Regions from separate parts of the Homo sapiens genome. Here regions 2 and 3 are each linked to region 1. Evidence: chromatin contacts called from ENCODE Hi-C or POLR2A ChIA-PET data. All regions are on one chromosome and are shown on one strand. Each heading gives the region's core, a stretch centred on a gene start or an enhancer-like site at or near the end of the contact. The rest is flanking DNA. Distances are from core to core; before and after follow the strand shown.

Region 1 (3,441 bases), core at 863-3,362:
ATCAAGAATGCTGAGTTCCAGTTAGCCAGGAGTGATGGCTTGTGCCTGTTGTCCTCCCAGTTACTCCAGAGGCTAAGGTGGGAGGATTGTTTGAGCCCAATACTTCAAGGTTGCGGTGAGCTATGATTACACTACTACACTCTGTCTCAAAGAAGAACAAGAGGAAGAAGAGGAAGAGGAAGAAGGAGGAGGAGGAGGAGAATGCTGAGTTCCCAGCTCACAATTTTCTTCCAGTCCCTTGGAGGTCCAGTCCTGCTGTAAACACATCTATCAGAGATGTGGAAGATTTCCTAATATGCCCCCCAATAAAACCCGGAATTTAGGAACCTGGGATCTCATCCAATCTGTGAATCCCTTGTAGTAAGGCAATCTCCTAATGCTGAGTCAGGGCACATGCATTCACAAGAAGCTAGGAAGATGACAGTCTTAGGGACATTTAAAGGAAGGCAATGGGTTATAGGAAGAGGGAGGTACAAGATAAGGACAGATAAAGTGGAGAATAGGGAAGCTCAGTAGTGCTAGGATATGGTCAGAAAACCCTTGTCTCGTAGGGTTATCCCCAGTAGGGTTCTAGCAGTGGCAGCAGCAACAAAACCAAAAGACTTGGCAGTACTTCAGCTGGGAGCTTCATATTTATATCTTTGTTTTTATTTTTAAATTTTTTTAAAAAATATATTTATTTGCATTAGAACAGCAGTGCAGAAAGGTAGGGATCCCTGGAGCTATTGAGATTGAGGGATATGCGTGTGGAAGGTGGGAAAGGGGAAGAGTTTAATATGGGAAGGAGGAGTATAAGAGAACTCATTGTTCATGAAAGAAAAGCTGGGGTACGGATCTGAAGGAGGGGAGGGAACATACACTTTTGTTTTTCTGAAAGGAATGCTGGCGTCTGAATCTGGAGGAAGGATTTAACTAGTTCCAGACAGGGACTGTTGCACTGCCTGGGCAATCCCGCAGGGGCCCCTGCTTTCCACTAGCCACAATAGAGCGGGAAGGATGCAATCATTGGCTTTGATTAAGGAGGTGGGTGGTGTAGGCGGGAGGCAACGGTGGTGAGAAGGGTGGTCCCAAGGCCGCGGGAGGAGCCAATCAGCGGCGACTCTGGGCTCTTGCAGCCTCCTTAGAGACTCCGCAGCCCTGGAGGTACCAAGCTGCCTGCTGCCTTTTCTCGCGCTGCAGGCGCGGAGATGCAGCGCCTCTGGGGGCGCAGCTCCAGCCGCACTCGCAGGGCAAGGCACACGCCCCCGGCTCCTGCTGCCATGCGCCTCTGCGGGGGACCCTTTCCAAATAAATTGCAAGCTTTGAAAGTGGCCCTGTGGAGGCACTAGGCTGGGGAAAAAGGCTGCGGGAGGAGGGACATAGGGTGGGAGGTGAGTAGGCGACTTGCTTCTCAGATTATTCCCAATTAGCACCAAGTTGGCAGACAACCCCACAAACCCACGAAGCCTTCGGTCCCCCACAAGTCACATTCCCTGTATTTCAGAATAATCGGATCGTAAGAAAACTTCAAGTCCCATCGTAGGTTAAAGAGGGACAGGCTCTTAGTACCGCCGCCGCCCAGTAAAACTACATGGAACAAACCCAGGGATCCTCATCTGCACAGCTCTGCCCAAAGTCTGCAGCTCTGCGAGTCCAGCCGGCGGGGGAAGCTGGGTGGGCCCCGCAGAGAGCAAGGGCCTTCTTGGGGGAGGAGCGGGATGGGGCGCAGAGCAGTGCGATCGAAGAGGGTTACTGTGGGACTGCACAAAAGCAAACCCGTCGGAGGAGTTTTGCCAGAAACACCACCGCCTGCATTGCGTCGGACCTGACCATTTCCAATGTGAAATTCCCGGGGAAGGTCGCGAGCCGCTAGGGGCCGTTCGTGGGCGGGGCGGCGGGCCACAGGGGAAGTAGAGTTAGCGGTCGGCTTTTCTGGTAGGAGAGGAAAAAGCTGTGCTGGCAAGGGTGGGAACTGAATGACAACCCCGCTCTCTTCCAAACCACCCCCTCATATTTTCCATCCACCTCCTCGCTCCTGCCCTCCCCCGCCCTCCCCAACCCACGCCCGGGTGGGCCAATCGCTGCTCGGTATTCCAGGCGCTTTCTCAGGTTTCTGCTGATCTTGCAGCGCCCAGAAATGGACCGAGCGGACCCGCCGCCGCACGCACCCTGCTCCACTCCAAGCTCCTAAGGGCTCCTGGCGCGCCGCGTAGCCTTGGCGAGGTCCGCGCTGGGGTGCGGAGAGCGAAGGGAACTGGAGAGCCATGTAGATCCAGGCTCTCGCCCGCCCGCCTCCTTCGGGATCGAATCAAGGGCTCCCATAGTGTTAGGAGGGGGCGAGAGTGCTGTTTATCGTCATTTGCCTCGGAGCTTCGAGAGAGGGTGGTATTTTGCTTTTCCGCCCCGCATCCTCCGGAACTCCCTGCACCGGAGAGAGGACGGCGTCTCCAGGTTGCTGGCAACCGGTGAGAATGGGGGTAGGGAAGGAACATTTTCGCCGTAGCTGCTCCGTAAAGCGATTGTCCAACTGAGAGGGGCGTCGGACGAGTGGACCAGGGCGGCGAGTTTGCCCGGCGCGTCTCGGATGCTGCTGCGGCGGCCGCCGCGGCTCCCGCCAGGGCACTGCAAAGACGACCTGCCGCATTCCCACTCGGGCTCTCCGCTGACTCAGCACCGCCCCTGCGCCAAGCCAGCCGGCCAGGTAGGGGGTTCCCCAGCTCGGGGATGCAGAAGCGGGGGTTGGGGGGACCGGGTGGGGGAGGCCGGGGGTGCGGGGATGCTGTCCGGGACCCTGAGCTTCCCCCGGCGTCTCTCGGCGCTTTTCCGATCTCTAGTTTAACGAAGTTGTAAACAGATCGGCTGTTGGGCATTGGGGAAAGTGGGATGGAAGAGCCCCAAACTTGGATTTCCGGGTGTCTGCGTGTCGTCTGTCCGTGTGTGTGTGATAGCCCTAGCAAACGTCCAGTGCTTTCTCAAGCTAGAGGTCTGTGTTCTTCGGTGTCTGTAGGTCCGTCCCATCTGAATGCTTCTGATTTTCTACCCCCGTATCACTTTCTATTTCTCTGCAGCGTGCATCGATCGCCCTGGTGGGAGCTTAGAAGGCGGCAGGCGAAGAGGGGTAGGAGGGGGGAGAGCCGAGGAGAAGCAGAGAGGGTGGCAGGCGTGGGGATCTGCCGAGCCGGCACTGCACCGGGTCCTAGGAAGGCTCTCGGAGGGGAGGGGAGGCCAGGGCGACCCCCGAAGCAATGGCCCAGTCCGCTAGAACGGCACTGCGTTAAGGCACCTGGGATCAGGAAGAAATATCTAAACAACAACAACAGAAAACCAACAAACCCCCAAACCCAAACCCAACCCTCTGCAAAAAGCTGCACCCGGCCCGCAGGCGAGGGGGATTCCAAACTGAGTGAAAGGCAGGGTGGAGGGGAAGGCAGCGAGAGGCAAAGTCGCAGATCTCCCGACCTG
Region 2 (3,441 bases), core at 428-2,927, 50 kb after region 1:
CCCCAAACTTTCAGATCCAAGTGGCCATAACTATGGAGGCCCGGGGTAGGCTGGGGAAGCAATGGTGTTCGGACTTTGAGAAGGAGGAGCTTCCACCTAGGGCTCCTCCTAAGAGTTCATTCTTTCCTGATGGCTCCCGAATGGAATTCCACTGGTGAGAGATTCTCAGTGGTAGCTTCTATTCCTACCTGGACACACCAGAGATGACTAAATGCAATTCAAGTCCTGTTCTTCTTCCTTCCCAATCCTACCTCATGCAGATCTGATTTTGCACAGGGTCCCACACCTCTCCAGGGAGCCCCTCAAACAGCCTTAGGTAATCTTGCATCTCCATTACCACTCCCACGCATGCCCACTCCTTCTTTTCAAGTCCAACTTTGCTGAGCCACTGGTCCTCTTGTGCTATGACGTGACGTGAGGTTGGCTGTCTGCACTCCGCCCTTGTCCAGTCTAGTCTGTCCCCCTGCAGGCCAGAGCTATAAGGGGTATTCCATTTGAGTCAAATTTCAGTTACAAGTTACAAGGCCTGCTCCCCAGCTTCCCACCACGACTTGGCTGTTCTTCTCCTTTGTGTTTCTTCTCCTTGAAACCATGGGCAAGCCAAAAGCTGGGATTCACAAGGCTAAGGTTCTGGTAGGAACTTGGACACATGCCAACTTCCAAACAAGGCTGGCAAGAACAGCCCTCCCTGCTTCATAGCAGGGCTCCATTTGGAAAATGCATATGAAGTCATTTGAAAAAGTAGGAATGCTCTAGGGAGGAAATATCTTTTTAGTTCTAGTCTTTAGGTCTTTGAGTTAGTGTTTTTACAGTTGGATTGATTGATGAGTAATGTTCTACATCCACCCTCCTCGGAAACCACAGATCACATTTTGTTGACTGGTGTTAGTAATGTCTTTGGATGCTATGGAATCAAATTCTTTTTTCCTTGGGGATTAAATCCAAAATATAGACCTCACTACCCCACTCACTGCAACTTCCTGAGATAACCTGCCTGCGTAGGTACCTTAGTCTGTTCAGCTGCTATAATAAAATACCATGGCTTGTGAATTTATTTCTCACAGTTTTGGAGGCTGGGAAGTCCTAGATCAGGGTGCCAGCATGGTAGAGTTCTGGTACATGCTCGTTTCCTGATTCATAGATGGCCGTCTTTCCACTGTGTCCTCCCATGGAGGAAGGGGTGAGAGAGCTCTCTGTGATCTCTTTTACAACTGCTGTAATCTCCGTCATGAGGATTCTACCCTCATGACCTAACCACTGCCCAGATGTCCAAGCTCCAAATACCATCACACAGGGGATAAGGTTTCAACATACAAATTTTTAGGGGGCATAAACATTCAACTTATACCAATAGAAGTGAATTATTTGGGCATTTTCCTGGAGTGATGTAAAGGCATTCTTATTTTTCTTGAAGGAGTGGCCAAGGAGTTGCAGAGAAAAGTGACATTGCCTCCCAAACCTCTCTGCTCCTTCTGTATGAGGTCTTTATCTAGGGCAGAGCTGCCCTCCTGCGGGGGGGGACTGAAAATGAGTAGAAAGGTTTGGGGCTATCACCGTGACATTGATGCCAGCCCAGGAATACAAAACATTCTGCCATGCAGCTTTCAGTCTGCATTGGAAAGGAATGTCGTGCCCCAAATGCTGAGAAACACGGCTGGGATGTCGTAAAACCGTAGAGAGATAGAGATGGAAGTCCTCTCAGAGGCCGGAATTCCAAGCCTTCCTTTTACAGAGGAGAAAATTTTGGCCCAGAAAAGGAAAGTGGGCTGCTCAAAGTCACGCAGCTAGCTAGTGGCAGAGCTGGACTGGAGCCCAGCCCTCGGGTTCCCAGCCCAGCATGCCTTCCGCAGTGTTGGTGCGGCAGAGAGCTGGGGAGGTGTGGCTGCAGGGGCACCTTGCTGAGTATGGACTGCAGGCCCGGGCTGGCAGGGCTGCTGGGCGGCTGCTGATTATATCCGTAATTCCGCCTTCTTAGAGGCAGAGACCCTTGAGCCAACATGTGCCCCCCCAGGCCCACTGCTGCCCAAGGCAGGCTTGGGATTGCAGCTTTCCTTTGGAGGAGTAGATTTGCTTGTTTTGCTCAGATTTTCCTTCTGCCTCTAAAAGACACCCCCAAATAACCCTGTGTTCGGGAACAACATTCATTAGCTTAATGAAATGTAGTAGCTTCCAGTAGGATGGAAGAAGGGGTCTCTTAGTGAGAGTCCCCTGTTGTGTGCTCTCATGCACGAATGGAGGGGAGGCTCCGGTTGGGTGGGTGGCAGGAGGCCGGAGGTCTATTCTTAGCTCTGTTGCTATGTGATGTTGTGCAGGCCACTGAGGCTTCTTGTTCTTCCTGGTTCAATCAGCTCTCAGTATTCTGCCTCCTTTGCCCCGCCTTGGGCATCACCAGCCATGTCTCTTCAAAGTGAGGTGCCTCAGCTGGGTGGGCTGGGGAGGGAACACCGGAATATCTAGAAGTATCAGTCAGAGTGCAGGTGGGAAACAAATACCACACTCAAATGAGGTAATTAAGGAGAGTTTAATAAAATAAATATCTTCGAAGGAGGTTATTGGGCCTTGGGTACCTAATGGTCTGAGAGTCCCTCTATCTCCCCTCTAGAGGCCTTCTTATCCCTTCTAGAGAGGAGGCTCGGGGGCTGGGTATCTTCCCCTTCCTTCTCTAGATTCACTCTCCAGGCTCCTCCGTCTGCAGTGGTAAGGAATGCAGCCCTGGGCCACCTTGCCTCCAGACAGGCAGCAGGAGCATGGCACTGGGTCTGATTCCCTGGCCCTCCCCACAGGTCATTGCTGGTTGGCCATATTTCTCCCCGAGGCTACAGCTCCTTTTGGGTGGCTCTTTCCACACAGCTGTCCCTCTGGTTCTGGGAGCTCTTCTTTCCTGTGCTCCATTTAGGACTAAGGATATGATGAACACAGTGCTGTCTCCCTTAGGGAGCACAGAGTCTAGGGGAGGAGGTATCTGCACTTGCTGGGGAATCACTGCTCAGTGAGAAAGATCTGCAGTGATACAGCTTCCCAGCAGCCAGCAGAATGGCAGGGACAGAAGGCTTCTTAGAGGCAGAGGCCCTTGATTTGACTCTTGGCTAGATCTGGTGGACACAGTCTGCACAGACACTACACGCAGCAGGAACAGTGCATGCAGGGGCGCCACTGAGAACGGGAATGACAAGGTACATTGAAGAACTAAAAATTCTTTTTTATTGCAAATAGTAGAAACTGAACTTAAAGGAGTTAAAGAGGAAAAAATGAAAAAAGAAATTTGTTGTCTCCAGTATTTGAGAGGTCCAGGTGTGACTGGCTTCAGGCACCCACATTTAACCCTCAGGTTTCTGTCTCTCTGACTGTCTGAGCTTGCTGTCTCCTAGGCATCTACTTCCTAGGCAGGCTTTCTCCATTATGGAAAGTGGGGTGATGGAGGTGGGGAAGAGGAGGAAGGGG
Region 3 (3,441 bases), core at 483-2,982, 51 kb before region 1:
TGGTGACAGAGTCCTCACTGCTTTTAATTTCCAAGTACTGCTTCATCTCTTGGAGATGCTTCAGTGACTCCATTCCAAGGCGGGTTTAGATGACGAAGTGGATGACGATGGGGGGAGTAGGGGAATCTCCTTAGAGACAAACCTGGGAGAAGGCATTTCTCATTCCAGTCAATACATAAATGTTATTGATTGGAATCATATTGGGTACATATTGCTTGGAACAAGGAAGAAGTATCTTTCCACTTCCTTTTGTTTAGCTCTTTAATGGGAAAAGTCTCTGTTTTTTTTTTTTTTTTCAGTTTCCCTCTTGTCGCCCAGGCTGGAGTGCAATGGCGTGATCTTGGCTCACTGCAACCTCCGCCTCCCGGGTTCAAGCGAATCTCCAGCCTCCTGAGTAGCTGGGATTACAGGCATGTGCCACCACGCCCGGCTAATTTTATATTTTTAGTAGAGATGGGGTTTCTCCATGTTGGTCAGGCTGGTCTCAAACTCTTGACCTCAGGTGATCTGCCTGCCTCGGCCTCCCAAAGTGCTGGGATAACAGGTGTGAGCCACTGTGCCCAGCTGTTTCTGGTTATTAATAGGAACAAAATACCAGGGCATGCTTTGTCTAGGTCAGTCCTCATTCTTCATTGTGGATCAGAATCAGCTGGAGAACTTGTCAAAATGCAGATTCCTGGGCTCTGAACCCCCGAGTTATGGACTCAGTAGGCGTAAGAGGCCTGAGAATTTGCATTTCTATCCAGCTCCCAGGTGATGCTGATGCATAGGTCAAGGACCACACTTTGAGAAGCACCGGCGGGGAACACAGTGTTACCAGGTCTTGGTCTCCATCCAATGCAGTAAACACTATGCGATAACAACCTGGGGGCTTTTGAGCTTACAGGAACAGTCAATGCAATAGAAGCACGCGCTGCTAGGTCTCCAAGGAAACAGGGACAGTCTCTTCTCCCGCTGTTAGTTAATGAGAGTGTGGTTGTAACTAAACTACTGGCTAATTACCACGATCGTGGGAAGTGTCCCAGGTCGGCGCTATGAGCTTCTGCCACTAGGGGGAACCAGGGCTATTTCTCTGCAGGCTCCAGGCTGTGAGAAGAGGAAAAGTACTGAAGAGAGCGAGCAAAGCCTTTCAGAAAATACTGCAACACTGCGTGCCCGAGGCCCCCGCACATCGCTGCAATCTTGATGTGCACAGACACCGTCGAGAACCAAGGCTTGGCAGGGAGGGGGGATGGTTGATTTTCTAAGTTGTTTGGTTTTCCTCCCTTTCCTTAAAGTACATCCACATTAAGCCGTTTATGCCGCGGGTGACCTGTAGTATGAGAAGAAACACAGGTCGCTCTCCTGGCTTTGCAGATAGAGTAAGCTCAGGAGAGAGGGAAAGGAGCTGGGCAAAATGCCAGCAAGGGAGGGCTGGGCTGGCGGGACCCAGATGTTCCCTGCCCAGGAGCGTCGTGGAGAGAAGGGGAGGCATGCCTGGGGTTTGGACTGGCCAGCTTGCAGGTGGCTGTCAACCCTGAATGTTGTGGCATAGGTCAGGATGAGGTCCCTTGGGGTGGGGGAGGCAGAGTAATTCCTAAGGGAGAAAAAGACAGGAAAGCAGGTTTTGGGGCTAAGAAGACAAAAATGACTGAGAGGTTATTTTACCTGCCTTGAACTTGCAAACAAGTATGGGTCATGACCTCTTGTGAGTGCTGCCGCATGCCCTGTCAGCTGCTGTCTTCTGGGGACACGCATATTCTGACCGCCACAGAGGGCAGCATAACAGCCACAGTGCCTGCTGAGCAGGAACGTGCCGCCTAACCGGTCCGTGGCGTCCCTGCCTCTTTCTCCCTCATTAAGCCTCTTTCCCAGGACCACAGCTTTGGAAACAGCTTAATCTCTAACAAGTGATCCCGCAGGGACTTGCATTTCAGTCCCTAAAAACCACTCTGTTCCCTTTCTCGGCATGACAGTGGCCTTCTAATGGTTTCGGAGATAAGATATGAGCCCAGGTGATGTTGGGACGTGCAGAATCCATGGTGGGCTGCATAGGTATTAATTCGAGGAACAAATTTCCATAACGTGTGTGTTTGTGGGCATGAGGGTGTACACCTCAATGGCAAATTATCATAACAAAACATTAGCTATAAACATTTAGTTTGAGGACTTGGCGTATAGTTCCAAAAAATGATCTCATTAGCTTACTAACATTCACTTGTCCCTGTGACCAACACATGCAACTCACTGTTCGGAGGGAGCCCCCATCACAGCTAAACAGAGGGACCAGGAGTCTTCCTTCTTAAGCTGCAGCCTGACTTTTCTCCAGCTTACTGTGATAGTTTTCTGGCATGAGCAAAATAAGCAGACCCTGTCTCTCATAATTGAAAAGCGTGTGTGTGTGTGTGTGTGTGTGTGTGTGTGTGTGTGTGTGTGTGTATGTATGCATCCTTTTCATATTCCTTAAAACATTTTTAGCAGGTAAAATCATGTCTCTATGCTATTCTCTCACTGCCAGCCACAGAAAGGATCTTACACAAAGAAGTCCATGGGGCTCCCCTTCTCCTGCACTCAAGTCCTGGATAGGAGTTCTGACTTTTCTGAGTGACAGTTCCCAAAAGGGTTCCTTTTCACCTTTGTTGAATGCAGAAGCAGTGGCTCTTCAAGAGAGAGCATCTCCCTCACCCCTTAGTCATTCCGAGCTATTTGGCTCACAGGTACTTTCAGCATCAGATCTGGTCCTGACTCCAGCTTCCACTGAGTACACATCCTTAGGGCCTCTGCAGGGCGGTGCACCCATGCCTGGGAGGCCTCTCCATCCCTGGATCCCTGCGGCCACTCTTCAAGGCTCCTATTGCCAACCCAGGGATCTGCTGCTCCGTGCTGCTGTCTTGAGCACTGCCTGGCTGCTTGGACCAGGCAGGGCCCAATGACCACAAGTCAGGGAATGGAGAGAGGTGTTTGCTGCAGATTGAGATTCTGATCCTTCCTCTGTCCTTGAAGGACCCTCTCCTCCCCTGTCTCCCTCGCAGCCTTCTCCAGTGCTGGAGCTGACCCGGAACATCAGAGACAGGAAAGTCACTGCTCCAGTTGAATTTTGCTGCAGTTTCTTTTTTTCTCCCCTAGATGCTGAGAGCTATTTTTAGACAGGGACTTTTTTTTTTTTTTCAGGGGATCCACAGTCTATTTTTAAAGGACTTACGGAGGCCACATCATTCAGTGTTTCTCACAGGGACTTCAGAGAGAGTTAGGTGGGACAGGCCAGAGCAGTGGGGGTGCTGGCACCTTCCTGAGGAAGAGAGGGTATCAGGAGAGACCTGGGGAAGGTTGGGAGAAGCGTGGTGCCCAGGCAGGGCAGAGTGGGCTGCTTTCTCATGCTGGAGAGCATACGAGGGACTCACCATGCTCCTCCCTCCAGTCACCCCAGGCTTCGGGGCCAGAGCTGCCTGACTATCTTCCCAT

Evidence for each region. Hi-C counts contacts between places; a loop is a spot of excess contacts on that map. ChIA-PET counts read pairs that join two places held with the same protein, here RNA polymerase II (POLR2A). Pooled maps may share reads with other maps.
Region 2: a loop to region 1 is called in a map of dorsolateral prefrontal cortex, with 1.9 times the contacts of the local background. The contact joins the enhancer-like site here to the promoter of KCNA1 in region 1. A Hi-C loop is called at or near these places in 2 of 168 maps with a recorded cell type or tissue (breast epithelium and dorsolateral prefrontal cortex), 16 of 37 single-sample maps with no recorded cell type and 4 of 50 pooled maps. POLR2A ChIA-PET finds 5 or more read pairs at or near these places in 1 of 52 experiments (HEK293).
Region 3: a loop to region 1 is called in a map of posterior cingulate gyrus, with 7 times the contacts of the local background. The contact joins the enhancer-like site here to the promoter of KCNA1 in region 1. A Hi-C loop is called at or near these places in 5 of 168 maps with a recorded cell type or tissue (dorsolateral prefrontal cortex, naive thymus-derived CD4-positive, alpha-beta T cell, posterior cingulate gyrus and 2 more), 15 of 37 single-sample maps with no recorded cell type and 18 of 50 pooled maps. POLR2A ChIA-PET finds 5 or more read pairs at or near these places in 1 of 52 experiments (BJ).

Annotation. Positions count from the first base shown.
Region 1 is chr12:4,907,793-4,911,233 of GRCh38, forward strand. It overlaps KCNA1 (potassium voltage-gated channel subfamily A member 1), which reads left to right and starts at 2,113. Exons shown (of 2, transcript NM_000217.3): 1 at 2,113-2,680; 2 at 3,048-3,441. RefSeq lists an enhancer at 738-1,494.
Region 2 is chr12:4,958,439-4,961,879 of GRCh38, forward strand. No RefSeq gene overlaps it. Among named protein-coding and RNA genes, the nearest start is that of KCNA1, 50 kb to the left of the region's middle. Within about 2 kb of position 1,678, at least 3 of the 41 ENCODE cell types and tissues checked have a DNase peak (open chromatin) inside an H3K27ac peak, as active enhancers do; they include dorsolateral prefrontal cortex, where a contact is called at or near this core.
Region 3 is chr12:4,856,844-4,860,284 of GRCh38, forward strand. No RefSeq gene overlaps it. Among named protein-coding and RNA genes, the nearest start is that of KCNA6-AS1, 28 kb to the left of the region's middle. RefSeq lists enhancers at 708-1,351, 880-1,174. Within about 2 kb of position 1,733, at least 3 of the 41 ENCODE cell types and tissues checked have a DNase peak (open chromatin) inside an H3K27ac peak, as active enhancers do; they include dorsolateral prefrontal cortex, where a contact is called at or near this core.